Regions from separate parts of the Mus musculus genome. Here region 2 is linked to region 1. A link is a loop called in an ENCODE intact Hi-C map of the cell type or tissue named here. Cell type or tissue: left cerebral cortex. All regions are shown on one strand. Links, peaks and the distances in the headings refer to the core of each region. The heading gives the core; the rest is flanking DNA.

What was found. Hi-C counts contacts between places; a loop is a spot of excess contacts. Peaks named below come from ENCODE experiments on the same cell type or tissue, not always from the same donor. Only the 100,000 strongest peaks of a DNase experiment are listed, where the experiment ranks them.
Region 2: it touches region 1 in a loop (2.1-fold over the local background); 4 of 42 quality-filtered maps call a loop at or near these places.

What each region holds. Positions count from the first base shown.
Region 1 is chr1:22,617,983-22,633,602 of GRCm38, reverse strand. Rims1 (regulating synaptic membrane exocytosis 1) reads left to right here. Exons shown (of 35, transcript NM_183018.4): 3 at 3,123-3,191. Among named protein-coding and RNA genes, the nearest start is that of Rims1, 180 kb to the left of the region's middle. In left cerebral cortex, for the core only: CTCF peaks have their summits at 6,473 (motif pointing left) and 7,010; DNase peaks (open chromatin) are centred at 6,468 and 7,126; H3K27ac peaks cover 405 bases.
Region 2 is chr1:22,791,678-22,807,297 of GRCm38, reverse strand. Rims1 (regulating synaptic membrane exocytosis 1) reads left to right here and starts at 1,140. Exons shown (of 35, transcript NM_183018.4): 1 at 1,140-1,737. The coding sequence starts at 1,574. In left cerebral cortex, for the core only: no CTCF peak of the experiment used is centred there; DNase peaks (open chromatin) are centred at 3,890, 4,086, 6,497, 6,899 and 1 more place; H3K4me3 peaks cover 1,616 bases; H3K27ac peaks cover 970 bases.

The sequences.
Region 1 (15,620 bases), core at 3,058-11,057:
TGCAGAGAGTTTTGTGACTATTACATCTGATTCGCACCAGTAACAGAGGAGAAGAAATAATTTCAATCACATGTAGTTTTGTGAAAAAGTAAGTGTAATGAAGGTTACTTCCTTGAGTTTGGGTGAAGGATTACTTATAGGCAGCTACAGCACTGAAAAGCAGTCAATCTCCCATAGCCTCTTCCAGGAAGGGTTTGACCAGTGAGCTCCTCCAGGGAAGGAGGAAGATAGGGAGGAGGGGAGGGAGGAACGGAGGGAGGGAGGAGGGGAGGGAGGGAGGGAGGGAGGGAGGGAGGGAGGGAGGGAGGGAGGGAGGGAGGGAGGAAGGGAGGGAGGGAGGGAGGGAGGGAGGGAGGGCACATGAGCAGTGGGGAGGATAATGGAGAGAAAAGATCAGGATCAATAGGCCCTTGATTTTCATGAAGGATTATTACCTTTTACAAATGACCCCCAAACCCAGTTATATAGAATTTCACAAGCAGAAATTTGAATTCTTTTGTAACAAGAGAAGCTGGGCAGGTATGAGGGTGACTGAGCTATCAAGCCTTTGCCAATAGTTCATGCTGCTCTCAGAGCCCTTCACGAGGGCGTGGTTATGCTCTTAAGGACAGGTAGTCATTTCCTTCCAGATGCCATGACAAAGCTCCCCCTGAGAATGTCTTAGAGGAGAAAGGGTTTACTTTAGCTCACGACTCCAAGCGACTCTCCATCCTGTCAGGAGGAGAACAGCAGGAGGAGGCTGAGGGAACTGGTTATATTTCATCTTCAGTCAGAAGAGAGCAAGAGGCACATGCTCATCAAACTCAGGTAGCTTTTTTATTTCCGTCAGGTTCAGGGCCCACTCTGACTGTGAAACGGCGTCACTCACGCTAGGCTGAGACTTCCGACATCAATCAGTGAGATCCAGGTGAACACCTGCAGACATACCTGATCTAGGCAGCCCCTCACTGAGAATCTCCCCAGGCCCTAGTGACAAGTCAAATTAAGCATTGCAGGACATATGCAGTCAATGACTTTATGTTGGCCACATTTCATTCATTGTGAAGAACAAATGAGTTTTAGAAGTGCTCATTTTTTACTTTAATGGCTATATGAGAAAAAGACACATAGAGATCTAAGAAAGCATCACCTATTTTGAGTTTATGTTTTTATTTACTTATTTGTTTAGGTGCATGTGTCTGTCTGTCTCTGTGTGTCTCTCTGTGTGTGTGTGTGTGTGTGTGTGTGTGTGTGTGTGTGTGTGTGTGTGTGTGTGTGTATGTATGTGCACGGGTGCAGGCAGAGGTGTGTAGGTGCGGTGTGAATTCAGTAACTAGGTCTTGTTCTCCACCTTGTTCTTCTTGCTGTTTTGTTGCCATATGGTATCCTAGTTCAAGCCAGTTTAACCATGACTGCCTCCTGGGGTTGCTTCGGACTGCACAGCCCACATCACCATAGGAGCACCAGGATTGCAGGCAAGAACCACGTCATCTGTCTTTCTGCATTAGGTCCGGGGATCCAAGTGGGTCATGTTTATGTGGCAAGTGCTGAGACTACTTTATTAAGTACTTTGTTCACTTCGTTATCTACTTAGCATTTATTTTATGATAAATTATAATCTATCAACATAAAAATTTTTGTATCAAAATGTATCAGATTTTAAAAGTAATATAATTTCTTTCAGTATTTTTTTCATTATAATTCTTATATTCAAACACACAGTTAGGAGAATTTTGGCAGTTTTCAACTTCCATGCCCTTCTCTCCTTCAACTCCCCCTCTTGAATCAGGAAATAAATTAAGACCTATGGAAAGTTGTAGTCAAATGGTAGATTGAATAGTGGTGTGTGTGTCTGTCAATGTGTGTATATGAGTTTGTGAATATGTGTCAATGTGTGTGTGTTTCAGTGTGTGTGTCTCAGTGTGTGTGTGTGTGTGTGTGTGTGTGTGTGTGTGTGTACCACAAATGAACCAAATAGAAGAGGTTGGGGTCACCCATTCAAAGGAGACATTTGTACTCAGTATCTTACAGCCAGGAAATTGTTAACAGTGTTTAAGTGCAGTAAATTCAGATTCTTTGGTATGTAACTGTTACAGATATAGCCTTTTCTTGTAAAAGTTAAAGTTTCCAAGATTATATAGTTTATTAGGCAATAGGCTATACTTTTTTTCACTTTTTATATTTTGATAAAAAGAAAACAAGCAACAGCAAACACCAAAAAAAAAAAAATAGAGACTGTTTCTTGCAAATTAGGAACAAGATGTAGTTTTTCTTTACAGGCAAAGAAGACAGAGTAGTGGCTGTTAGCACTCTAGAAGGCTACACTTGTATCTTTACCTGTGCAGAATCATCTCCACTTGCTCTGTACTATAGAAAACAAAGTAGTATTTCCTCTGAACACATTTCTTATGACCTCCTAGACTAATAACAGACGTACTAGTTTCCTGTGATGCTGAATATTAAGTTCATAGAAAAACACCCTGATATTCATTCTCTCTCTCTCTCTCTCTCTCTCTCTCTCTCTCTCTCTCTCTCTCTGTCTCACCCTCTCTCCCTCCCTTCCTCCTTCCATCCCTCTCTACCACCCCTTCTCCCTCCCATTCTCTTTCTCTTTTTTTGTTAAATGCTAGACTTTTCATGGTGACTCAAATCTAGTATCCTAGTATTCAAGAGGCTGAAGCAGGAGAATTTTTATAAGTTGGAGGCCAGTTTGGGAAACATAGTGAGTTCTAGCCCATCCTGGGCTTAAGAGTGAGTACCTGTCTCAATAAACAAACAAAGATAAATAAAGAACAGTTGAGCTGTGATCTTACACATTTTACATACATTTCACAGCATGGCTTCCTGGTCTTTCTCTCCATTCCTTTCTTTGTAAATTTTTCGCTCCTTACTTTTGGAACTCCCAGACTGGCCTAAGAACATTAGCAAAGCTAGGCTGTTAAAAGTATCTTTTCAGATTAGACCACTGTCTTCTTAATCATTAAAATAAAATAAGGACTCAGAGTTCACACATGGGAAATGCGGATGTGACAAGTGTCTTGCTTACCTGCTTTGCTGAGCCATCTTAAAGCCCTGCTTGGATAAGCCTGACAACTGCTTACCTCCAGCTGACTGAGTCTGTCTTCTTCTCCCTTGCCTTGCAGGAACATTTTCAGATGTGTCTGTGTTCCCAGAAAGCCAAGCAGCGAAGAGGGAGGCCCAGACAGAAACTGGTATTTCCTCTCCTTCCTGCTTTGGTCTGATTTTTTTTCCTTTCCTTTCCTTTTCTTTTCTTTATTCGTTTTCTTTTTCTTTTTCTTTTTCTTTTTTTTTTTTAAGTTCTGTTTGCACCCAAAAGACCTCTTGGATGATTGCCCACCAAACAGTGGCCCCATTCAGAGGAGCCCTGTGTGTCTTGTGTCTTCCCAAAGCTACCCCTGTCTTGCAAACTTACAGTTATGACAAACACAGAACTATGGGCATGTTGTTTTGCTTCATAGAATACATTGAAACATCACACTTTGGCCAGAAATTACTTATTAAAACATCACTGCTTGCCCACTATTTCTGTCATATGATCTGAGATATTTACATTATTAAACTTCCCTGAGGAGGAAAACAGCCTCCAGAGGGTCTAAAGGACCACACTGAGCTCTTCATTTTATTGCCCATTTATATTTGGTAATGGTGTTGGTGAAAGGAAGCCTCATTCCGAACAGGCTTCCTACCCACACTGTATTCTTAACTTACTTGTTCTAAGTACCTGGATATCATTGAGGGGCAGGTATGTGGTATGAGTATTATATATATGTCACGTAAGGTGACATGGTTTCATTGGTTTATTTTATACAGAATACTAATTTTATCCAAGTGTGGCATGTTTCTACTGTGTATTTAAAACATTTCTGAATCGTATTGGTTCAGAATTGTCAAACAAATGTATTTAAAGCTGACATTGATTTAGCAAAGGGAAATATGATAAACATATAATAATGCCACTGCCCAGTTCAAAGCTTTATTAATCTGTCCCCAGATTCGTCCAGTATTATTAATGGTGATCCTGTTGAAAGTAGGCAGCCCGCTCACTGAAGCAGTCAATAAGGTGATCCTTTTGGATAAACTCGTGCTTATAATTCATGTCTTAGCTCTCCTTGACCTTCTAAAGCATGTTTGCTTGCTCCTTGGTCTCCAGCAAGGCTCCTTACACAGTTTCCTGGCTTTGAGTTTGTAGTACGTGGTCTAGATGCCATTCAGTGCAGCTTCCACTCAAGGTTTAATCCGGGGCTACAAGTGTGGATGGTTACCCCTGAGCCTCCCATGGTGCCTCGCAGCTCTGACCTGGTCTTCAAGGCCTGCTCGTCCTGGTTGCTGCCTGATTTTCACTTTCTTTTCTGTTCCATCCCACTGGGGACCACTGTCTAAGGCAAGAGGGCTGCTTGTTAGTGGATAGATGCTGTGTGTGCTTTTGCAGATCGTTATGTTATGATGATTTTCCTTCTCCGTATCCCTGCTGTGCTCATGTGAGAACACCGTCCCCCCTTTTACTTTGATGTGTTTGTCAATTACGTCTTCTCTGAACAGCGAACTTAGTAATGATTCTCCTCTCCTCTGAAATGGTAACTCCAACTTTCAAATACGTATTACTTTGTATTGAAATGGTATGTGAGGACAGATTATGCTGCCTACAGGATATCTGACTCTGGTTTACTTTGAATCCCAAGAATTCTTGGCACAATTCCTTAAACCTGTTATTCAGTAAGTAATTATTCAGTGAATGATAAATTTTTCCTCTTTGTTCCAAAGTGCATGATGTAACTAACATCTCTTGGGGTATACAGATGTTGGTGTTTATAGTTTTTAGTTTTAGTTAAGCACATAATGGATATATTTAAAAATCTAGATCTTGGGAGGCTATATTCAGAACCCTATAATGTTTTGTATCATCTAATATTTGACTCCCCAATTTAATCTTTTTCTCCTTTACAATAACACTGTGTAGCTTTTATCTTGGCTCTTAAGAATTCTTATTGCTTAAAAAGAAATAAAATGAAAAAACAAAAACAAAATGAAAACCACCTCACAATGAACTCTGGGATAAATGGAGTTTATTTTTATCAACATTGGGTACAAGTGTGAAGAACAGTTGATGCTTCCAAGCCATAATGAAGTACTAAATGGGTTAAATATGAGGCTTAGCTGGAAAATTACAGTGCACAGGAGTCTTGATGAATACTACAAGAAAATTTTAGCTTCCCAGTTTCTACCATGGTCACTGCTCACTGACCAAAGTGAAGGTGTACTTATTCTTAGCAATATTACATTTAATGTATGATCTTATGGTAGGTATAGAGCCATGGTAGGACAGTTGCTTAGCATGTGTAATGCTTTGGGTTTCATTCCCAGGACTGTGAAATAAATTGTAAAGTATGGGCTGGTGACTTCTTATATCCACAGGGATATAAGCAGAAGTTAGTGATAGCACTCTTCCTGGCCCTGGCCTCTGGGTCTCAACCTCTTCTTACTCTTCTTATCAAAGTTGTGTCTGGATGCAGCTAAACCAGTGTCAGGAGATACAAGAACATCCCTTTGCTCCTGAATGCTCCTCTCATTTTCCTGCAAATCAGTTTGAGCATTTCAGACACAGTAGCAAACTGCAGAATGAAAAAAAATTGCCAAAGGGGCTTAGCGCATACATTCATCAACTTCAAGTCAAACTATTTTTTTCCTCCTTTAATATTTTAAATGTATTACCAGTAATTCTAGAAGAGACTTGCAACACAATAACATCTTCATTGTCCCCCTGGAGGGAATCTTTAATTGTTTTAAAAGGCAAAAACAATTGCATTCTTATAAATATATTCATTAAAATGTGCATAAATATAGTTATTCAGTGGAGCTATGTCAGCAGAAGCTGATGCTGTTGACTTTGTGCAAGAGCTTCGCTCGGGGTAGGAGCAACAGTCTGATGTTGGTGCTTTAAATCTCCCAAGGCATTACTGCAGCAGAGTGGCTGCTTATAGGGAGTGGTATTTAAAGTTATGCTCTTAAACCTTTTAAAAATACACAAAAAAAAACATTTGTCTCATTTGCTGTTTCCATATCTTAATGATTATTTTATTTAAAGATTAAAACGAGCAGTGAAACAGTCCTGAGACTGCAGCACCAAGGCAAATTGACCTTTTCTGAGTATCAGCGTCTTTGTTTAGTCTAGGTTTTTTTTTCCTTTACCTGTTTACGTGGAACCAATTGCATGGATCCTCAAAGCCTTTACTGTTTTATTTTTTTAATTCACCGTCTTAGCTTTCCTTGATCTATTACCTCATTCTTTCCAAAACCATAAACACCACTTGGCTAGCTGCCAGAAGTATTAAAAATGGTAAACAAGACGGGAGAGATGCCTCAGCAGTCAAGATCACTGGCTGTTCTTCTAGATGACCCAGGAATGAATATAAGAACCCACGTGGCCACTTACAACTCTCCAGTCCCAAGGGATCTGAGGCCCTCTTCTGGCTTCTTTGGGCACCAGTCACATGAGTAATACATAGACATTGATCAGGCAAACACACACATAAAAGAAGAAAATAAAATTTAAAGCACAGAAAACAGCAGGATGCCCGTTATTTCTTTTAAAAGGACCTCAGACTCTGTTGGAAAAATATTTTTTAGTCACATGGGAATCTGAAATGAAAGTTCAGGTACATTCAGGCATGGTGAGTGGTTCTATGTTAGCGTAATTCTAGTACCATGGAAGCAGAAGAATTGCAGAAAGATTGCAGGAGGAGGAGAAGGAGGAGGAGGAGGAGGAGGAGGAGGAGGAGGAGGAGGACATGAGGGAGGAAGGAAGAGGATTAAAGTAATTTAAATACAGTTTGTTTATTAGAAAGGCATAGGAAGTGTGAGAAAGGTAATAAGGATACATATTTTTAAATGGGAAAGGAGCTAACCTTAAAGTATAGCAAAGATTTCCTTCCTTAAAGCAACAGTAAATCATTTCACAGTCCTACAGCTCAGAAGTCAGAGCTGAGGCAGCTGCAGCAGCATGCTCCAGTGAAGACTCTAGGGGGACTGTTCCACCTCAGCTTCCTGGCTTCTGATGGCTGCACCTTTCTCTGGCCTCGGAGATGTAGCTCTCAAACTCTCTACAGTCACCAAACCCTCTTCCTATGCATATTCACACCATCTTCATTCTGTATGTGTCGCCTCTGTGGCTAAATTTATCCCCTGTTTAAAAGTCACGATGGATTAAAATCCACTCTAGCAATCTCAGTTTAACTTGATTATCCTACAAAGAGTGTGCTTTCAAGGAATATTCTATTTGGTACTGTGGGTTAGAATTCCAGCATGTTTCCTTTGAGAGTCCACATACAATGTATAGGAACCATTCAGAAAGGAAGACAAAGCTGAGGTAGTTAATTCCAGTTTAAAAAAAAAAAAAAGAAAAAAACCCACCAGAGCAAGAGTAAAACCTACTGCTCAGTTATCTCAGTAAACCAGAAAGCCTGTAGGAGTATATATTTATAAACTCCCACTTGTAATGGTAGAGGAATACTTCATAACTGTTCTGAACTTCAGGCAAACAGTCTTTGGCAGGTAGAGAAAGCAGTGAGACAAAGACCTGCAAAGTGGTAGGAACTGGAAAGTTTAGGCCACACTGTATTTAAAGGAAGGAATTATGGCAAGAATGAAAGGAGCACCCACCATAGTACCTTCAATAGTCTGTCAACAAGACATCATGTAACACTGTGCTGAAGAAACACAAAGCAAGTTAGAAACCAAGAGCAGGCTTGGGCTGGAGAGATGGCTCAGTAGTCAAGAGCATTTGCTGCTTCTGGAGAAGTGGAGAGTCCTACACTGAGGTCAGGGGTCTCATACTCTGATCATAGCCTCATCACCCATGACTTCAGCTCTCTTCCAGCCTTCATAGGCATGGCACACGTGTACACATGCAGAGACACACAAACACAAAGAGAAATGAAAACCAAGGTCAGGTGTTAACCAGACCTGCCCTGTGGAAGATGTGCAGTAACAGATGACTGTGGTCATCACATAAGCAGAGAGAGGAAGCAGTAAGGACCAGGGTCTGTCTAAGATCAGGTAAACTCTGCATATGGCAACAAGAGAGGAAGCCTTCCAACCTTAGAGTGGCTGCAGGACAAGAGAAGATTCTTTGGTCTGGGAGAAAAATCTATATTTTTAATGTATACTTTTATACATTTTATACTCAGCAGCTGATTGTTTCTCCCATCCCCTCTCTGTATCCATACTTATTGGTCTCATTTCTAAAAACTGAAATCAGGATGAATTTTTCTATAAGCACTATATCAAACACTGAAGAACAATTTTTTTTTCCTCAGAGTTCTGATTACCTATTTAGAAATGATTAAAGACATATTTCCAAAGATGTTGTTTCCCAAACGTGGTCTCATTCTGTGATTGGAACCACAACGTAGGACATCTTAAAAAGGACCTGGGTTAACCCATACCTTCTGGTCATTTTGAATGAATCAACCTCTCAAATGTAAAGTGCATACACACCATTATGAGACCCCCAATTCTTATCCCTTTTCAGTTCCAATATTAAGCGCCAAAGCTCATGAAAATAACATGTAAATCTGTACATGATAGGACTTGAGATTTAATTCTCCTCTTCATTGTTTTGGTTCCCTCTAGAGATACTAGTGCGCCATCTTGAATATCCTGCCACTCCTTGAACTATGTGTATGTCTTATCCTTAGCAAAGTCTTCTCTGGACACTTTATCCTCTTGGCTCCTTCATCAAGCAACTGCTGATGTGGTATTTCCACTCACACAATCTTTCATGGACCCTGTCTCTTGCTTATACTTTAAGGTCACTGCAATTTCATTCTGATGGCACAAACCACACCCTATTTTCAAGTCTGTTAAAAATCATTCAGAGTCTGGATAGGAAACTAAGAACAAGTACCTCCGGGGATTGATTTTGACATTGCTATCACTCTGGGGAAGTCCTAGAAATATGGGTGAAGTTCAGCAAATCATCATAAAGAGATAAGGTTCCATGCTAGAGAGATGACCTAGTGCTGAAGGGTGTTCCCTGCTCTTCCAGAAGTTGGCTCTCAGCATTTATTTTTGGTGGTTCTCAGCCACCTAGAACTCTAGTTCCAGGATGATCACCTCTTCTGACCTTTCCAGCTACCTACACACTACACACGTGTTCTCTCTCTCTCTCTCTCTCTCTCTCTCTCTCTCTCTCTCTCTCTCACACACACACACACACACACACACACACACACACACACACGAGTGAGAACAGAATCAAGAGAGATAAGGAGAGAGTGAGGTGATAGAGAGGGAGATGGACAGGTGGTAGAGAAGAGGAGAGGGTGAGGGGGAAGGGAACAAAATGGAGGGAGAAGAGAGGGGCAGATAGGAAGGACATGGAAGGAAGCAGAAATAAGAGAAGAGAGAGAAATGAAGAGGATGATAAAGATGGACAGGTTGAGAAAAGGAAGAAAGGACTAAGGGAGGAAGGGAACCAAGGTGTGTGATGGAGAGGGAGATAGAGGCAGAGTTGATCTATATGAAGGAAAAGAAATGAGTATTTGGTAAGAAGCTGTAAATGGAAGATTATGAGAAACAAAGTTGCTGAACTTCTTTTCCTTCTCTGTATGAAAATTTATGTATGTGCTTGCGCATGTAAAAGTATGTGTGTGTATAATATATTATATATTATACACAGACGTCTAAGGATGGGTTTAATGTGATGTCAAGGTAGGGTGGGCTCTGAAGTCTATTGCATGAATACAAGTGTGAAGTTTTGTTTGGAGGAAATGTAAAATGATGAATTTGGTTTAAGGCAAATGTTTAGACATTCTTGTTTGTCCCAGTAAATACCTTTTGTAGCACCTGTTGGTGGCAGCGTAAGGATGGTGGTGTATGACATTCAATACTACAATCATATCTATAAAATTAGGCTATTTTTAGTATATAGGTGAGAGCACTGTTATGAAGATACTCATTTTAGATCCCATTTAAAATACCCATTTATATTACTAGCTCTTAACATTATCTAGTACCAGTTATTGTGTTGCTAGTACAGGACCCAGGGTTATCCTCCTCATTTCACATGGACTAGAAAGGTCCAGGTCTCAGCACCAATCTGAACTGAGAATGGCATTGTGGGATTGAATGAGTACTAAACTCATCTGCATCCAAGATGGCCGTTGAGTTCTCAGAAGAAACGTTTTTTTATGAAATGTTGCATCATCATATCCACAGACATTTGCTGATACCACTTGAACAATAGCGTTGCATAATTTTATAGATTAAAGTTTACAAGAGACCTGTCAAAGTCCTTTTAAATTGTATTCTGTATGTATTGTTTAAATGTTAATTCTAGAGCATTTCTATAATTTTGAATTCTTTCAGGATCTCACACAGTGAATTTTGATCACATTCATCCCATCCAACTTATTCCAGATCTACCCTTGTCATTACTTTCCATTCTCACCTCCTTATCCACCACCCCCAACCTTGAATTTCCTTCTCTTCTTGCTCCTCTTTAAACCCATAAAGTCTAATGTGTGCTGTCTATCCACTTGGGTATGAAGCCTACTCTGGAGTGTAGGCAACTACTATGAGGCACACCGACTCTCCCTCTCCCAGCAGCTGTCTGATGCCAGCGGCCCCAGCTAAGGGTTTGTCCATCTCCCACACTTCCTACTAGAATTTTGTCTGGCCTAAACTTCCATAGTCTTGCACAGGCCATCATGACTGCTGTCAGTTTCTTCCTGCAACTTCCCTGCTGTCTGGAGAAAATTGTTTCCTTGGTGTTATCTACCACCTTGGTCTCTTAGATCACTCTCCTCCCTCTTCCACCATGATCCCTGAGTCTTGGGAATAGGAAAGTTGACATAGATGGGCCACTTACTCCACCATCTCTCTTTCTCTGCACAGTGTCTCATTAACAGTCCCTGTCTTAATTACTGCAAGAAAAAGCTTCTCTGATGACAATTGAGAGGTGTCTGGGCTATGGGTCAATGGGCACATACACACACACAGAATCCAGAATTCCAAGCACATGCAGAAAAAATAGTAATAAAATAGTGTCATATATTCACAGACAGTGAATTAATTCAATGTACTTTTCCAGGAACCTAACCTTTTAATTAGTGTCCTTAGTCCTTTTAGGAGGAGGATTTGGTGTTCTTTGTGTCTTTGTATACGGCATGCAGAGAGGTTATGATACTTATTTGACCACAAGGGATAAATGGCAGAACCTACATTTAAGTTCAGACTATCAGAGTGAAGAAATTACGCTTCTAACCAGACACAGGTATTTATAGTTGTTGGTAAATTAATACTTGCTAAGCAGAAATCAAAATTGACGCTCACGAAGAAACAACAGGCTGAACAGTTGCTGAGGGGTTCTGGTGCTGATATTGATAATCCTGCTGGATTCACATTGTGCTGGAAACAGTTCAGTCCTATGTAGAGGAGCAAGACATCATGCTACTTTTAAGGCCAGCTATGCAGATGTTGGTATAAAGCAAGCAGAGACTCAGATTACCTTAAGTATGTAGACATTCCTATTCCTTGAGATCCCTGGGTGTGGTTGAGACATACAGAAGTGTGATAAATGATTCATTATCTTCTTGGGTATCTATAGATTACCATATTCCCTTTAAGTCTGCAGTTATCCAAGATGACTTCTTTCATTATTTTCATCACTTTCCAGGTAACATCTTGGCAGAGAGTATACTTTCGCTTGGTGGAGCTATTCATAGCCTTTCAGTGGTTGTAAAATCAGAATCAATCCCCCTGCCCCGATTATATTCAGTGCTATGCTTAAATCTCAGTCTGTAGCCAACATGGTCCTAACATGCATTTTCAGTGCCTCCTAGCACTAACTGTACATACACATATGTATGTGTGTATATACATACATGTGCATATACATATCCCATCTGCTAAGTCCTATGTGTGTAAAACTTATTTTAATAAACAGTTTAGGTCTTTGTTTGTTCAATTGTTGTCTGTTTTTATTATTATCTTCCTCTGTACTCCAAAAAAAAAAAAAAGAATTTCTGTTTTCTAGTCCTGTTTTCTCTTTTGTAATAGACCTTTCTCAAATCTTCGAACAATATAAACATTACATAAAATTTAGATATAAATGTCTTGCCATGATTGCTTGTTTGAGGTCCCTGTTGTCACACATAATTATCTACTGAACATTTCCATTTAGAAATCCAGTAGGCATTGCAAACCTAATATGTTCCTCACTCCCCTCTTGAATTTTCTTCGAGTAAACTCCCCCTTTTGATTTCCAGTATCTAAAATTAACCTTAATGCTAAGCTCAGAATTTTAGGAGTCATTCTTCTATCCCTTCTATTCATGTTTTGCATTTAGTAAGTAAGTAAATGCAGTGAGTTCTATTTTTAGTAAATTCCAAATATGAACATTTTGTTTTTGTTTTTCGTTTTCCTGCCTAGCAGCTTGTTTTAAGCTCATTCACCTAGGAAATTCCTCTTTGGTGTCCGTGACCTGACTTTTGACCCAGATTGATTTTTCTCCTCCTATCAACAACAGCCAGAGGCGCACTGTTTATCTTTCACTGCTGAATTCCTCCAATTAGACATTCTGGTTAAGTCCTGCCTCAGCAGTAACGAAGTCCGTGTAACTCAGCACAAGTGATGCGCTCTACAGTGCTAGCCACATAGTGCATTTCTTGTGTGGTCCTAATGCTCGTCTGGCCTTGTAGGTAAACCAGGCACATTCATCTTGAGCTTGCCAAAGAGAGAGAGGGACCTTATGCTTACTTTCCTCTCGCTTAGGAATTTTCCCTATAGATACTTCTATGCTTTGCTGCCTACTCTGTTTGCTTCTCTGGTAAAATTAATTTGCTTATGTAAAGGTGAAAGCCCATTTTTAAAGAATATTTATCTATAAAACTCCTCCTACATACCCAGTGGTGTTGCAACCTCATTTTTTGCAACTATAGCTTTTGTTTGTTATGCAATACGTTTATATTTTATATACCCTTCCCTGATGTATAAGGTGTATCCCTAAATTTAAAAATGCTTTTGCTACATTTAATATGGTACCTCAGGTGTCTACAGTCGTTCCAGGTACATAGTACATTTTAGACACAGTTTAATCAAAACAGGAATTGACAGATTTGCAACCTGACATACAACCTCAGTGCATTGAATCCTCATATGTGTTAACTGTTGCCAATACACCCTCTTTCAATTGTGCACATTCAAAAATCAACATTTACGATCATCTACATTGATACAGATAAAATATATATTCAAGTTATTCAAAACATCTATTAGGACTTTTTTTTTTCCATTTCATGGGTGAGGGAAATGAAAGCTCAGAGAGATTGCCAGGCCATATGAAACCAGAACATCATCAAGAGGATGAGATGACCCAAATTTTTCTCAACAATTCACTGCCACCAAGAAACAATGAGGTGATTTACATAAACCTCCATCCCTCCAAAAAAAGATTTAAAAAACTAAAAAGCTAAAGAGGCCAGGAGACTATTTCTTGAACTATGGTATCTGAGGTGGTTTGAATAGGTTTGGTCCCTTTAGAGTCATGTGTTTGGCCCACAAGGAGTGCCACTATTAGGAGGTGTTGCCTTGTTGGAGTGAGTAGGTGTGACATTGCTGGAGGAAGTGTGTCACTGTGGGGGTGGCCTTTGAGGTTTACTATGCTCAGGTTCTGCTTTGTGTGGAATGAGAGCTTACTTCTGGCTCCCAGCAGAAGCCAGTCTCCTCCTGGCTGCCTTTGGATCAAAATGTGGAATTCTTGGCTCCTGCAGCACCTTTTTTGCTTGGATACTACAATGTTTCCTGCTATGATGATCATGTACTAAAACCTTGAAACTGTAAGCTAGCCCAAGTTAAACGTTTTATATATAAGAGTTGTCTTGGTCATGGTGCCTCTTCACAGCCATAAAACCCCGAGACAGTATCTAACATCTTAGAGCCAAACTGCATCTTTAGTTTAAAAGATTTATTTTTCCATTTACAACCATGGGCAGTGACTCTAAAAGCCAGGGGAAAATAATTTTGCTCCCCCAAATTCAACATGTCTAAACATGAGAAAACACCATCATTTCTTTATTCTTAGCCAGTAATCATCGACTTGTTCAGTTGTCCTTAGAGACAGAAAACTGTTTCAGAAAAGCAAGTAGATGGCAGTAACTCTGAGAGAAACAAAGAGATAGGAAAAGCAAATGCAAGAGAAATAGTTTGAGGGAATGAGAAGACAGAAGGGCAATGTTCAGAATGACAGCAGTATCTTCAAGACGAATGGGAAGAGAAGGGGCTTGTGATAGATTTGGGAGGTGCCATGAACCTACTGCAGTGTTTGAAAGAGCCCAGACTAAAGTAAGAAGAGGATGAATAAGGTTCAGTGGTAGTAATGGCTAATAAAAAGAGTGGTGGCGGTAACACAGGACCATGAAATGTGTGGGAGCAGTGTAATTAGTGGAGTTCAATGGAGGGTAACCAAGAGCCTAACAGCTAGGGACGCAAATGTAATATTGACATGCCCCAGAAGTCAGGATTCAGTACTGCACTGAGTTATGGGGAAAACGTGAAGCTGGCTTTGACTGCCGCCGATTTTCTGTTCCTAATGGTACTGTGGAGGGCAAACTTGGAATACCTGTAGCTTCCTGGGTGACATTATAAAGGAGAAAGGCAGGTGGCTGAACCAGTTATCTCGGACACTGTCTGATCAGTTTTCCTAGTGGAGTTCTTGCCTACAGTGTGTGGGGACCAACTAAAGCACGTCCATGTCCGTAAGGAAGATCATGTTGAAAATCCCTGAGGACACTGGCACTCTGCAGGTTAGTGTCAGGGTGAGGACAAAGGAAATATACCTGTCAGCCTTTCTCACACGTGTGTGCCATGTCTCCTGTTTCTTTCACAAATAAACCCTTGTTCCCAAAGTATACACATTACCATAGCCCAATCCTATAATGTACTCATTATAGCTCAAAAATGTCTTTCTCTGATGCTCAGGATAGACGTGGCCCTCATTTTCACAGTATTTTAACATGGCACCAGCCACACGACTTTCAGTGTTTAGCAGAGTAAAGTGAGGCCTAGAGTTGAAATCTGAATTCTTAGATCAGGAGAGTCAGGATCTAAACGTTTTTGCTTCCGACTCTGATTCTGAGTTAATTTAGTTTAGTTTTGTGTGTTAGGGCAAGCTAGGAATACAGATATGTACATAGAATACTGATGATTGCTTCATTTTATACTGATTCACTTAAAAACAAACAAACAAACAAACAAACAAACTTTGATCGTGAATGACATGGTATTAGCCCTAGGTTGAGAGTTGACTGAGGGAAAGATATTCTTAAAAATGTATTTCAACTTAATACAATTCCATGGAAAAGTTCATTAGGGCAAGAACATTTCTTACCATGTTCTCAGTCCTTAATTATAAAAGCAGTGAAGGCATTCTTTGAAAGAAATATAGAAAGTTTTGTTCCCAAAAAATATCCAGTTTGAGAACTCATGCTGTAGGTAAGAAACATCCAAAAGAGCACCATGTTTTGGACATTTGAACCACTGAACTAGTTTTGGGGGATCAATACTTGGCATTTACTTTTTAAAATGTTTCTCAGTCAGATTGTGAAGGGCCAAGGAAGAGGCAG
Region 2 (15,620 bases), core at 2,986-10,985, 170 kb before region 1:
GAAAATAGGTACTATCTTGCTTCTGGAACTACAGAAAGAATTCCCTGGAGAGAAAACCCATCCTATCTCGCATCATTGCTATGAGATCCTTACTGGGAAATGGCTCAATTTGAGCCAGTCTCTCTATTGATCCTTTTATAATTGCATTACCAAAATTCAGTCTCCAGGTTTCAAAGGCGATAATATTACGTATTTTGAAAGAATTGTCTATTAATTTTCCCCCCTTTATCACTGAGAGAAGCTCACCCTTTAATGCCTATCATCGTACCAGGCACTGAGCAGACGCTTTTAAATCCAATAGGATATGGGTGGGTGTTTTCCTTATCGTGCTATCGTGGTGTTGTTGGAGAAGTACCCACGGAGGCTGAGAAGTGAGTGCATGATGATAGCGAACATCACTGGAGGAATTAGAGTAGATAATCCATTTCCAAGCACCAGTGAAGTGCAGTTATGCAGTCTGATGGGGCTACCCAGTGCCCCAAATGGCAAATTAAAGAGTTACTGTGTGGTGGGGCATCTTGAGGGGAAAATGAGGATACATAGCAGAACAATTCTAGCGAGAACCCATCAAGAAAAAGATTGCATTGAAGGGTACAATGCTAATTCGGGTTGCTGGATGTGTGTATGTTGTGTGTGTGTGCACCAAAATTATCTAGGAACCCACACACAACTGTGGCTGTGCACACTTGCCGAGTAAAGCAGAAAGACATGGTGGCAGGAAGGGGAAAATAGACCTAGAGGGTGTACCATCCTGCTGTTCTAAACCCTGTGGGTGCTCTAAAAGCATCAATGATGAAGACTGTGGCGAGGATGAAGATGATTAAAGCAACCCATGGGAAAATAGGGCTGGGGAGGATGACATGGACCAGGACCTGGGAGAGGGAGGATGACTCAGGGTGAGGGGTACCTTGGGAGAGATCAGTGGAGTATGCACGTCGGCGAGCGTGGGGCGGGGGGAATGGCCAGGGCACGCGTGGCTCGGACCCGGGGAGTGGGTGGGTGGTGCCCGTGGGCGGAGCGGCTCCGGGACTGAGTGGCTGGCAGCTTATGTCTGCGAGAGCAGCAGCATCACCCGGGAGCGAAGCTCCGAGACTCCGCCTAACTGACACCCAAACTCTCCCTCTCCCTCCCGCAGCCCCAAACTGGAGGCAGCGGAGCCCGCGAGCAAGCAGCGTCGGGCGGCCCCGGCCCGGCCCCGCCCCCGGCCCGCCAGCCCAGCCCGCGCCCGGCCGCCGTGCTCCGGAGCTCAGCGCCAGCCCTCGCCCTCTCGCCGAGCCTCCGCCTGCCCGCCCCCGCCGGCCGAGGCTGGGCTGCGGGAGGCGGCCAGGCGGCCCCGAGCCTCGCCAGGGCGACCCAAACAAAGGCAGCATCCGGGCTCGGCGGGAGGCAGAGCATCATGAGAGACTGGGTCCTCGCTGTCCCCGGCTCCGCTGCTGCTGCCGCTGCCGCCGCCGCTGCCGCCGCCGGGAGGGCTTCGCTGTGAGCGTGGAAAGCAGGGGCGCAGCTGCGGGGCGTGAATCCGAAAGGTGAGAGCCAGAGCCAGCGAGCCGAGGGGGCGGGCAGGCCACGAAAAATGTCCTCGGCCGTGGGGCCCCGAGGTCCTCGCCCACCCACGGTGCCTCCCCCTATGCAAGAACTGCCCGACCTGAGCCACCTGACCGAGGAGGAGAGGAACATTATCATGGCAGTGATGGACCGGCAGAAGGAAGAGGAGGAAAAAGAAGAGGCCATGCTCAAGTAAGCACCCCCCAACCCCCCAGGGCACGCCATCCATCCCTCGGTGGTGCCTCCATCCATCCATTCACTACTCACTCACCAGGTCCTCTGGGTTGAGTGTGGGGGAGGGGCTGACGAGGGAGCAGGGGTGAGGGCAGAGGTGCCCACCTTGGGGCTAGGGGCCCCTCCTCGGGATTGAGCAGGGTAGAAGTCTGGGAGTCCGGAGAAAGGAGAGGACCCCACAAAGCCAAAAACCTAGGACCCCAGGAAGATGGCTTGAGCCAGGAGTGCCCAGGAGGACTGAGTGGACAGGGGGACCACCGTGGGGTGAGATATGCAGCGCCAAGTGAAGCTGATCCCACCCAATGGTAGGAGCTCTGGGCTGAGGGCAGATTAGGGACCAGGGCATGAGTGGAGAAAAGGGTGGAGGTAGAGATGGTGAGGGCAGCTCCTCCTTGGAGTTGTTGAGCACATCTGAGTTACAACAGTGAAGGGTGCTTGCTGGTATTTATATAATAAAAAGGCTTATTTTTAGTGTTTGTTTTGGTGCTCATTCATTTTACAATGCAAAGGTTGGGTCTTTTTTGGGCAGTTGCCATCTTTGGTAACCTGCATTCCCAGCTTCCCTTTAACCTTTGATTCTGAGGCTTCTACACAGAATAACTGTATGAAGACACATTTTCTTATCCGCATGCAAGGCCACTGGCAGTACAAAGTTTTTTTGGTAATGACAGCAGCTGATTGGTAACTCTGGCCTGAAATAAAATAAGGGTTTCTCATTACTGGCTTCTAAGAGACCTCTGGGGCCTTCCCATTTCCCAAAGGAAGCAGTCGGGGATTAAATATCTACACATGCCCTGTTTACAGAACCCATCAGCCCTTTAGGGGACCCGTGCCTGGTGCCCCCATTTTCCTGGGCATGAGGAGGGGATGGGGTTGACTATTGGTAGTGCAGGAGTCTGTGAGACTGTACTACCCTTTGCTTCAGAACTGCTTGCAAGGACTGCCATACATGCTGGCCTTGGCTTCTTAGCCTCTCCGGTGGCGTGAAGTAGAAGGGGATTTCAACTCTGTCTTCCCTTTAGTAAAGTTTTCCTCTCTGGGGTGGTGGAATGTAGACTCCCTGACTGGTACCAATGTCTTGGTATCCTCTGCTTATGCAGAAGGTGGATTTGGGGCAAGCAAATGACATGAAGAGCCAAAGGGAACCTGTTGCATCTAGAGTTAGCTGGTTGCAGGGAAGTCTAGAGAGGGAGCAGGGGGTGATACCAGGGCACAGGGCACACCCATCATGGCCTTTCTCAAACTCCCTAGAATGGCCTCCTGAAGGGAAGGTGCTGGCTGGGAAGGCATCTTCTTTTCTTCAGTGCAGCTGAGCCTAACAGGAGAGGCATAGGGAAAGCTGCAACCACAGACTGTGGGTCCTCTGAGCAAAAGCAACTGCTGTAGAGTAGGGAGGGCTATACTGAGGGAGAGATGTGGCTGTCAGGCCACAGCAAAATAGTAGGGGTTCAGTGATTCCTCCTCTTTCATTATAGACTCTGGGAAAATAAAAGGCTGTTAACTTAGAAGGCCAGAGCTAGCCTGGCTCTATAAGAGCTGCAGGTTTCTGAATTCCCTGCTCCTTCTCATCCAGGGGAAAACCAAAAAAAAAAAAAAAAAAAAAAAACCACAAAAAACCAAATACTTCAAGCCTGCCAGCTTGAGGGAGGCAGAACCCTCATTAATCTGCTTCCTGTCCCTAGTGAAAGAATGACACTGCCCCAACCCCATGCTGCAGGCTTCCCCTCTTCTGAGCCTGGAAGTAATGATGTCTTAATGGTGCTGCTGTCTGTCTGTCTGTCAGGTTGTTGGTCCATCTGTCCTCACTACTGCAGCCCCTGCCACCTGTCCTAGACACTGTATAATTGGCTAGCATTTGCAGATTCGCTGCTGTTCCTGTTGGTGCTTGCTGCAGACAGCAGGTAGATGGAGGCCTCCAGCAGCTAATGATAAATATGGGCTGCTCCTGAGAGTCCAGATAGGAAGGGGGTCACAGTACAAGCAGTGGCATAATGCCTCTTCGTTGGCTGTTGGAAGCATTGTAGAGGGTGAAGGTTTTAAGTTGGAGTGGATGAGTTTAGGGCAGAATCGCAAACCTGCTGACCACCTAGGGTCAATGATAATACTATATGGGTTTACATGGACAAGCACATTAAAAGCTCTGCCCAACTGCTCGTGTCTGGCATATCCCTGTCACTGCTTTCCATGGACTTGTAAATACTATTCCTTTATGGCACGATTTCACAGAATATCTCAGCGTGTACTGCTGTTATACAACAGCTCTCAATAACCCTGGACCTCTGCATCAACTTTATCAATGGCCTCCTCTGCTAAAGTCCTGGCCTCCTGTGCAGTGGTGGGTTGGCAAGTGTTTTGGAACGCTGATGCTCTTCTCTGTAAGCCTGTCATGGTGTCTGCAATTAGTGAGGCACTGCTACACTTATTTTTTTTTTTTCACAGAAGGAATTTTATGTCTTGGAAACTGGGGATCATAGGGGCCATTCAAATGACACATGTGTAAGGGGCCTTTGATGACATCTAGACATGGGTGGCAGCCTTTTCTAAACTTGCCAAGAAAAATGACCAGGAAAAAAAATAATGCTTTTCATAGGCCTTTGCTTAAAAGAAAAGTTTTTGTGGTAATACTTGATCCATCATATCACATATCTGAGAAATTTCTTTTACAAAAGACCCAAACCAAACTGAAGTACTGGGGACAGAGAAATTGGATTTAAAATATGTTTTTGTGATAAATGCAATACCTTTGCCTTGCACTGCCTACTGTGTGTGAATTCTTCTCCACAAGATAGAACAGCAAACATTCATAGAGAGAATGAAAAAGTAGATGGATATTATATGTAGTACCGTCTAACAAATACAAATCAGAATATATTTGTATAGTTAGCCTTGACTTCAAGTTACTGCTGAAATCTAAATTCGATAATGACATTAAATAGGTTTAAATAGGGAAAAATCATTTTACTTCCAGTTCAAGAATTTAAAAATGTTACATGAAGTTGGGAGTATTTTATCCTCATGGTCACATTAGTTTTGTAAAAATCTACTAATTTTAAGTAATATTGTTTATAATTAGAAAAAAATGGCTCTCAAGAATTATATTTTATGATTGACGTAACTGTTTGTAAAATGGGTCTTAATTTTTGGTTGTGTGTGTGTGTGTGTGTGTGTGTGTAGTGTGTCCTGGAACTTTTTTGAAACTCCACTTTTTCAATGAATGTTCCTTCAAGTACCTGTCACCAGGCATCATGGGTCAATATATTACAAAGACAGAAAACTTGTTATCTGAGCCCTAAATCAGGGAAGATCTCATTAGAGGTACAAATCTTATTCTGTTTCTTAAATAAAAGCTTCAAAGAGAAAAGAGTTCCAGAATAGGAAGAGAAGAGAAAGGGAAAACAGTAAGCAGAGATTGAGGGGATGGCTCAATGATGGGAATTAACAATCCATATTGAAATGGTTACTAAAATTGGCTAACACTTATTGAATATTTACTGCAGTCCAGTAGTTACTTTAATTGGTTACAGGAATTTAAAAATATTACATGAAGTTGTAAGTATTTTATCCTCATGGTCACATTAGTTTTGGAAAAAAAACTACTAATTTTAAGTAACATTGTTTACAATTAGAAAAAAAAAATTGGCTGGGTGAAATGTGTTGACTTAGACTGTGTGCTTGAATCCACTCAGTATCCTGTGCAGAAGATTTGGCAGGTGTGGCAAGTCTCAAGTCGTTAGTCTATCCTGAGGGTTTCAGGGATACTCTACATTGAGTCACATCCATGGCTCAACAAGGCTTCAACCCAGACTTTCACAACAAATGCAGCCACTTCCCCAAGCACTACACTTTCTCTCAACCAAGAAGAAACTTCTAACATTTATCCTTTCCTTACATGAGTTTCTGGTCTCTCTTTCAACTCAATCAAGTGGTTTGACAGATTAAGCTAACAGAGAAAATCAGCTGCTGGTCGTAATGGAGCAGGGCTGAGTTCACTTCTGGTGGTGCACAGAACCTTCCTGTGGATTGAGGGGAAGGGAATGTCCTTCAATTTAAAGATAATGAAAACTGTATTAGTACAATGCAAAGACATTTGCAACTGGGCATCTTTTTATATTTGATTTCTTCCACTTCCTGTATGAACATGGGTTACAAAATTCTTAGATTTTGTAGGGTTTCTTACTCATTCCATATTCTGCCCCTCAAGATGTGACTTGGTTACAAAGACAACTTTGGGCATCTCTGCCTTTTTGCTGGGGGGTGGTACTGTGGCCTTGGTTTTCAAACATCTGTCAATATAACCTGCTTGGGGAGAAAAGATGAAGTAGAAGTCTCTATTACTTTAGTTTTCCTCTGTGTGCACACATATCATGTTGTACTTCGAAATGTGTTGAAAGGGCTTGTTTTCCAGAAGCAACAGTTTGCCAAGCAGAAAAAGAATGAACTAGGGAGACTTAAGGAGGAGGTGATTGTAATGTAGGTGTATTTCTATTGGCCCACACGTTAGGCCAGGTATGTGCTACACTATTGTTCAAGCAAGGATGGATGAGAAGAAAAGGGGGAAAGGTGGATAGTGAAGAGAGATAGTGGCTGAGATGTAAACAGGGTCTTTGAATTCAAGATGTCCTATTGGGCAGAAGAGACTGTAGGAGAGAGCACACTTGCTGCCTTTAGTCCCGCTCCACACTGGTAGTAAGTGGGCTTTGACTCAGAGAAAGCTAACCCTGTGCTGTGTAGGAATCTCACTCTCAAAAAAACCTGTCTTAACAAATGTACAGACACACTGTGGAAGTTCTCAAACATTCATGGGAGAAAATATAGAAAAGAGAAGATTTTTTAAAAAGTGAAGAAAACACAGTGGTGTCAGAAATAATGGGAAGGTACAAAGCCATTGTTTTTTTGGTTGTCCCAAAGTGATGTATTTTTAACTTGTGTGTATGCTTTCTCAATAAGACACTACCGTTTATGTATTTACATTACCATATTTGAGGTTCGCTATGCTTTGCAAATGGGTGTGATCCTTGGGCTGCTGCCAACCTGAGTAATAGAAACACAACCTCTCCTGAAGGTTATTTGTTCAACTTGTTCAACAGGAAGGCTGACTCCTGTAAATCAGTCCAAAAACCTCCTAGAAAGCTCTCGGTGTGAATTCCTAAACCACTCTATTCTCCCACGTCTATAAGAAGCATATGGATGAGCTTGTTCTGCGTGGATTATAAGTGCCATTGTGTTGAATTTCATTTACCTTAATGGTCTATGTTCTGTTTTTAAACAACTTTGAACACTGGATCTTCTGAGATCAGACTGCATGTTCTAGATCTGGTCTAGAGGGTTGGAGAAAATTTCCCTGAGGCACAAGCAACAAGAATAATAGAACCTCAGACTCCTACCTGGTGATTCCAGTCTTCGCTGTTTATTAAAGTCCATAATATAAGTGTGGTTATGGGTTTTGTGGGCTGTTTTGTTCATCTGTTGGGGATAGGAGGCTAGCATGTACTGTTTCCTTTATATCTATCCGACATTTTGCTGGATGCTTACAAATACCATGAATCATTTGCTCAGCTCTTGACATGCGCTCCATTCTGTTTGTTGATTTGTTTCCTAACATTAGTGGAGCCTTTAGAAACTTGGCCCCTTGGCCCCTTGCTCACAGCATTTGGTCTGAGAATCCAGTGACCTCCCAAGCAGCAACAGCAGTGCATATGGCTGGTAGGATCCCCTATGCTTGTCTGAGCACATGCCTCTCCTCTCTAACTTCTGTTCTCCTGGCCTACTTGGTCTTTTGCATACAAGTCTCCCTAACACGGTATCATTCTGCTACTTTCTCCTTGACTGCAAGTCTCTGTCAGCCACGTTATTCTGAATTTTCCCAGGCAGGATACTTCTACTCATAGAACTGTATGATAGTCGATTCAACAAGAAGGCCAGGCATTAAAAGTTCAGGTGTTAAAATTTGGTCAGGCAACGGAGTATGCGAGTAGAATAGAGACACCATTCTTCGTATAGCTTGTTGCACGTGTGGTTCCAACCACTTAAAAACATCCACAGTCTGAAAGGTTGACCAGTGACTTGCTCTGTATAATACTGAATGAGGTTTTGGGTTTTTAGTGTGTTTGTTTGTTTGTTTTTAATGCAGAGCTTCTCTGTGTAGCCCTGGATGCCCTATAGACGAGGCTCCAACTCTAAGACCCACCTACCTCTGCCTCCTGAATACTGTCATTAAAGGACATGTACCACCATGACCTACCAAGTATTGGTCTTAATGCTACCATTTTCTATAGGGATAAACATTACCAAGTCATTCCATTTGGTTTCTTGGCTTGCTGTACACAGTGAGACTTGTTAGGCCTGTTCTTGTATCTTATGGTCATTTAACATGGTAAAACAGAAACATCTTTAAATTTCAAATTACCATACCCAAGGAAACTTCTCTTATTGCCTTTATGCTCTGAAATAAGGCCGAGCCCCTTCTTGTGATTTTTGAGGGTGATGTTGGGCATGTGGGGAGGAGATCTTGTTGGAATAGGCCCCACTCACAGTCTCACAGTGAGGGCTGTGATTAGGATTGTAGTCACACTAAGTTGGGAATCTGGCAAGGAATTCAAAGTTAAAATCATCACATGGTCTGATCTGAAATTATGTTTTTATTTCTCATTAACTGGGTTATCAATGTTTGTTATAACAAAAACATGATGGGGAAATGGTAAAGTTTGAGATAACAACAAGGCAAGCACAATTCAAGTGGAGAAGAGAAATTGGCTCAAGGTAGTTTTCTTATACTAAAACACAAAAGTGTTAACTTCTCTGTCATGGAGTATAATAAATGGCTCATTTTTACCATTGAATGGGGGGGCTAATTATTAACTAGTTTTATCTGTTTAGCTTTCTGTTGCATGGTGTAACACGTGCATATAACTTTTTAAAATTTCTGTACTAAATGCCCAGTGGTTTCTGCAGGTATAGTCTCATATTCTCATATCAGGTTTATATGTGTTTCTTTTGGTCAAATAGCTGACAGCAAGGGGTTATACTACAGAAGTGGCTTGGGGCTTTCCTATTTCTGTTGCTATTATGTGAAATCTCCCTATACTTACATGAGAGAAAACTGCTTAAAAGGAAAGTGTCTTAACTGCTGATTTGCCTTTTTATACTATTTCTTTGCTATGGACAGTGTTTTATACTGTCAATTTTAAGTATCTACTTAAGACAACAAATTAGAGTGCCTTTTCCTCTTTATAAGTTGGTTTTTCCCCCTGCCTCAACTTATTTGTATCAAACCACTAAAAAGCAAGCAATTAAAAGTTTTAAAATTTGTTAGAACACTAAGCAATGCAAACAAGGAATCTTGGAAACCACTGTTTGGCCAATAGTAATGGTTTGCTGAAAACAAGACATTGCATTTCATACGATCTCAGTGGGTGCTTTTTTATGGGAAGGCTGCATCCAAAGTTTCAATCGTTTTTAAATAATAGTTGTCAATTAAACTGCACACAGGACTATCAATGCAAAACAGACTACAGTTTAGAGACCATATCCCTGGTATGCAAATTCATTTAAATAGATTTTAGAAAGTAATATTTTGATAATCCCTTTGAAGTTTAAGTTGTAAGATAATGAAATATTGTTGAAAGGAATTTAATTAGAATATCAGCTATTTTAAAGAAGCCTAGTGAATGAAACTGAGATAATACGGATGATAATACCCAGTTAATCATTTATACATTGTTTAGTACTTTTTTATTGCTCATCATTAAGTTAAGTTACTTGTCTGGAAGATGTTATCATGTTTATATAGAGAAGGCATGTGCACTGAAAACTAACTAAACTGTCCATACTGCCATGTAGATAGATACCTTATGCTATTTAGTTTCTTTTAATGGCCTGTCATATTTAATATGAATATATATTCACAAGTAAGCCACTACAGGAGCAGTCCCTGATGAAGGTTTGCTGTACTACCCAAGGCATACATAGTTTGTTTTCTTTTCAATGTGTATTATTGCACCTGAAGATCATTGATCTTTGACTAATACTCTTGATTTCAAGAAGCCAAATGTTCAAGCTAGGATCGGCTGAGAAGAGAGAAAGTCAACTGACAAAATGCTTCCATCAGAATGGCCTGTAGGCAAGCCTGTGAGGAAGCATTGCCACAATTAGTGATTAATATGGAAGGGCCTGGCTGGCTCACTGTGGGTGGGGCCACCCCTGCACAGGTGGTTCATGGATGTGTAAGAAAGCAGGATGAGCAAGCCATGAGGAGTACGCCTGTAAAACAGTCCTCCTTTGTGGTCTCTGCTTCAGCTCTCGCCTCCTTTGTACCTCGACCTTTCTCCTTCCTTCTATTATAGACCATAGCATGAAAGGCGAAATAAACCCTTTCCTCCCCAAGCTGCTTTTGGTCATGGTGTTTATCACAGGAGTAGAAATGTAACTAAGATACCGAGTTATTTTAAACTTTGTCTGTTATTGGTGAACAATTGTTGTGGGTCTTGTGGTTGCACTTGTCCTTTATACTCATTTTATGATCTATTTACTTTTTAGCTTATGAGTAGGTGTGCACGTCGCCTGAATAAATGCATGTGCACTGAGTGTGCACATGCTCACAGGCACCAGTCCTCTGGATCCAGAGGTTTAGGCAGCTGTGGGTTCTGGGAACTGTACCTGGGTCTTGTGTAAGAATAGAAAATTATCTTCACTGCTGAGCCATCTTTCCAGCACCTGCTCTTGAGAGAGAGAAGAGAGAGAGAGAGAGAGAGAGAGAGAGAGAGAGAGAGAGAGAGGAGAAACTCTTTAATTGGTGGCTGGTTGTTTTATTTTCTACTTTGCAGCTTTTATTTTAGAAAAATTAGACTATAGTTTCAGTATACATGGTCTGTATTAGTCAAAGTATCAGTTTTTTTTCCCAAAATATAAGGTAGTATATGTACATGTATGGAGGTCTTCTAAGGTCAGGAGAATTACTTAGTGTCTGGGTAGACACCGATGAGAACAAAGTGAGGACACCCAGTGGCTTTTCCTTTTTATATTTCACACAGCTTAGCAGATTTATCTTTCCTGGTTGTCTCTGTATTGTAATATAGTGGAGATTAAGTATCCTTTCCTAATCCCTTCCTTCTGAAAATAAGAGAGGCTATATCTTACATCCTGATATTTGAAATAGAAGTATATTGAAATAAGCAATCTCATTTTTATTGGTTATTAAACCTTGGTAAAAGCATAAGTTATAAATAGCTTCCACTCTGGTGTTATGTCTGAAAATCATCACTGTTTTTTTTTTTAATGAAAGTATAATTTAAAAGGTTAAGCTTTTATACAAATAACTTAAATTTGTAGATTTTTTTTATACCCTAAGCCAAGTGTTGCCACTTAATATAGCTGACCCAGGTTAAAAACTTGATTCTAGTATTAAAAGGTTTGAGACCTGTTTAGGGCCAGGCAGGAGAAAGAAATCCCATGGTGCTTAGCTATTCAACAGCTTCAGCTAGTCAATACAGAACACAGCTACGACTGATAAAGAGCCAGCGACTACTTCTGCATTCCATAAAGGCAGCACAGTGAACACCTCTGGGCCCTGCACTCGAGAAATCAAACACATCCAATTCTAGAGCATATTATGTAGGTATTGGATAGTTGGTAAAACCTAGAAAAATAATAAGAATAGGTTAGTAATACATACAGGAGGAGCTGAAGGTCATTTGAAGCCCCTTCTTCTCTGCTGCCTGAACCTCCATTTCCTTCTTTGCCTTCAAATTTTCTGTATGCCTCTATTCTAACCCAATATTGAATCTCAAATACTGTCCTTCTTAAATGTTCTATTATAGCCTGCCATTCCTTTCTTTTTGCAAATAGTAGAAGTCTTGTCTGGTGGCTTCAATTGTGCACACATGCCAAAGATACTCAGATCGATATAGTCAGAGATTTTGAAATTTCTGCTAAATTCTGAATTCTTCTTGCAACACCTTTTTGATATCTCTAAGTGGATGTCTTGTAGGTGTTTCAGACTTACTGCCACTGTCATAAATTGCTTAGCGTTTTGCCTAAATGTAAGTCTTTGAGTTTCATAGGTAGTATCTTTTCTGTACTCCAGGATGAAGTTGAGAGTTCAGGCTTCGTATCCAACTCATGGTTGTCCATACAACCCGACTCCCATGGTCTTGGATGATTTCCATTGCCAGATCACTGCTTGGCAACTCCACTCTCACCTTCCTCTTGATCAGACTCCCCCCTTATTTTGCTTTTAATCTAAATTTATCCTGGCCTTTGAAATTATCTTAAATGACACCTCATCTGCTACATCTTCCCAAACTTTCCAAGCTGGTTTCTGTACTTGCCTTCTGTGAGCATATTTTCATAGCATTTTCTCTCACCGGTTTCAGGATCTGTACAGAGTACACTGCTGATGATGGCATCAATTTTTGTTGTATCCATCATAAACACACATAACAGGTGCTCAGTTATTTGAAATAGTGTATATGAATGAAAGAGTAGATTCAAAAGTCGTGGACTAGAGTCACCCCAGGCTGCTAATGATGTGAGTGGGAGGGAGAGTGGGTTGGTTATTCCGACCATAGAAAGACAGTCAGCAAATTCTGAGAGCAAAGAATGAGCTGTTTGCTTTTGACTATAGAAGAGAAAGCAGGTTGACTGGAATGTACAAGGAAATAAATATTTGGGGTCAAACATTACACGTTAAATTAAAATATGATTTTTTGGATGGTCTGTTATGTTCTTGACTTGGTCTTTCATGGCTTTTTGGAAGACAGCATTCCGAAGACATTTGCCTGCCCGTGTGGGAGGATGTAAATAATAGATCTTTAAAGGTAAATCCTCTAGAAAGGCACACTTAATTAGGAATATTTTAATGAGAGCATGACTAACTTCAGTTGCAGTCTAAAGCATAACACATTTACTGATTTGATATTTACAGTTAGACCAAATGATCACAATGTATTATATTGATTTTATTTTTAATTAAAAATGCAATGTGCCTTAAGTCATTCTCTGGTCTTAAAAGCTCCTTTCAAGCCAATGTCTTCTATTAATTGTCATGGGTTTTTCAATCCCCTTCCTGTGTCCAGTGCATAAGAAGATCTCGACAAATGCTTATCGAACAGCATTGCATAGTTGATGTCGTAGACACAAAAACACACATCTTTGTACTTTGAAGACTAGATGCCATTGTTAATATGTGGACAGGAATTTTGTGACTGTCCAGTTGTGGGATGGCAAGTACTCCATTCATATGCAATGTACTGATCAAAGAACCTAGTCTGTGGTGAGTGTCAGATGCCTCACAACCTTTTGGAACAGAGTGTAGGAAGGTATCAGCTGAAGAACTTGGCAACTGAGAGAGCAGTTGGCTCCTTACTTATTGAAGATTATTTTAACTCTATCAAGCTTTCACTGTTAACAAGGGAAGACCTGTGGGTAAGACACCATCACAGGTCTTCTTTAGTCTTACCCAGTGGCTTCCTTTTTTTGTTTATTTTTATCTTCTTTCTCTGGCATTGCTCCTTCATGCCACATCGTTCCAGCATATGTAAACAATTTTTTAACAGCTGATTTGATTTGCTTCCTCTGTAGGGTTATACACCTCTTATAGCAAACTCCAAGGGAATGTATCACCTTTGGTTATTTTGAATATTGGTGAATTGAGTGTTAATTTAAAAAATAGATCATGAACAAAGACTATGAAATAGGAAGTGGTTTCTTTTGCAGTGACATTTGTTCTAGTCATACTGAATTGACATTTTGTAATTTTTAATTTATAAACCTTAATTATTCCCTGAGAGATATATTTTCAATATGGTTCCAAATAGCTTTGTCCATTATGCTTTTGATTTTTTATATATTCAAATAACTTTTTGAGACAGGGTCTCTCTGTGTACTTGGCTGGCCCAGGAGGTTCTTAGCCCTCTGCCTCAGCCCCTCAAGTACTGTATTAGGGACACGTACCACCATACCTAGCTATTTTTTCTTATTTATGTTGTTTGTTTTACTTGACAAGAGAAAAGCCTTTAGGGGACTTTTGATATATGTTGGGCAGCCAAGAGCAATGAGAGTAGTGTGCACTGATTCAGGTATCTTTATGGACTCCCTGGCCAAACACCTCATAGGGAGCAGCTCTGTGCCTGACATGGAGACTTTATTTAATAATTTAATAGCCCATGTAACTCTTATCTTTTGGGAGCATCATTGTCTACCCATGCAGGGTATTTCTGTTCATATTCCACCCCTCCCATGTGTGTGTGTATGTGTGTGTGTGTGAGTGTGTGTGTTGCATGCGCGTGCATGCGTGTGTATCTTATTTTTGAGTAGCTTTAAATTTGTGGACTGTGTATGATTGTTCACGTATACTTGATTTTGAGTAACCTACTCTCCCAGCTTCTCCTTTCCCCAGTCCCCATCTCCACTTTAAACCCTGAGTTGGTCCCTCTGCCCTTTCCCATCATGGCATCTGTTTCCTACTCTTTCTTCTAATTGGCTTTTTCTGGGGGTGGGAGAACATTCACAAGCATCCTTCATTCTCACCAACATCTTATTTCCTCATCTCCCACCCAACCTCACTGCTTGCACTTTTCTGCCTCTAATATTTCCCTCTGAACTTTCTTTTTGCCTATATCTTACCCACCAGTGGCTTGTTTGTAGTTTCCTGGAATCAATACATATTCCAGCTTAAAGATTCAACAATATGAACTAACCAGTACCCCCAGAGCTTGTGTCTCTAGCTGCATATGTAGCAGAAGATGGCCGAGTTGGATATCACTGGGAAGAGAGACCCCTTGGTATTGCAAACTTTATATGCCCCAGTACAGGGGAATGCCAGGGCCAAGAAGTGGGAGTGGGTGGGTAGGGGAGCAGGGCAGGGAGAGGGTATAGGGAACTTTCGGGATAGCATTTGAAATGTATATAAAAAAAAATATCTAGTAAAAAAAAATCATGCTTCAAAAAAAAAAAAGAAAATATTTAATTAAAAAAAAAAACCTTCAGATCTTCAAAAAAAAAAAAACCAGCTTAAAGATTCAAAACAAGAGATACCAACCTAGATGAGAGAGAGAGGGATAGGAGGAGGGAAGGGGAGGGGGAGGGGAGGGGAGGAGAAAAGAGGAGAGGGGGAGAGAAGAGGGAGAGAATACATGATAACCCCAAACATGGCATATCAAGGTGCAATAAGACTAGGCACAAACCTCATATCATGGCTGGATGTAGCAAGGCTGGACTAGAGGGGGAGAAGTCAGAGACACCCCCACTCTCACATGAGTCCCACAACTCAAGCTACACAACAATAACATATATGCAGAAGACCTGCCTAAGACCCAAACAAGTGCTCTGATTGTCAGTTCAGTCTCTGTGAGCCCTCGAGCCCTGCTTAGTTGATTCTGTGGGCCGTGTTCTGCTACTGTTCTGGAGCCCCAAAGAAGCCTATAGTTTAATGCATGGCTCTGTCACATACCACTTAATGCTTATTGGAGTAACCTAGGTCTCTGTTATAAAATTTTCTTATCTTTTAAATAGGGTCATTAAGATAGCAGTACTTATTGGCACAACTTCTGATACCCAGACAGCCTTAACACCTTTTGACTTCAATACTATTTTATAATGTTTTGGATTTAAATAGTACTAGGCACCCAGTATTCACTTTTCTTAGAGTATGATGTACTGAGGGGACCTTCTTCTAACTTAAGAGTCCAGAACTTGCTATCTTGATATACTATATAAAGGAATTTTGAATCACAATTAGAGGTTCGTTTCCTACATTGTGCTATGCCCAAATACTTTTATTCATTGTAGTGGTTTTAGCATGGTGTGGGAGCATGTATTGGAATCTGGGTGCTTTCTCTCGAGCT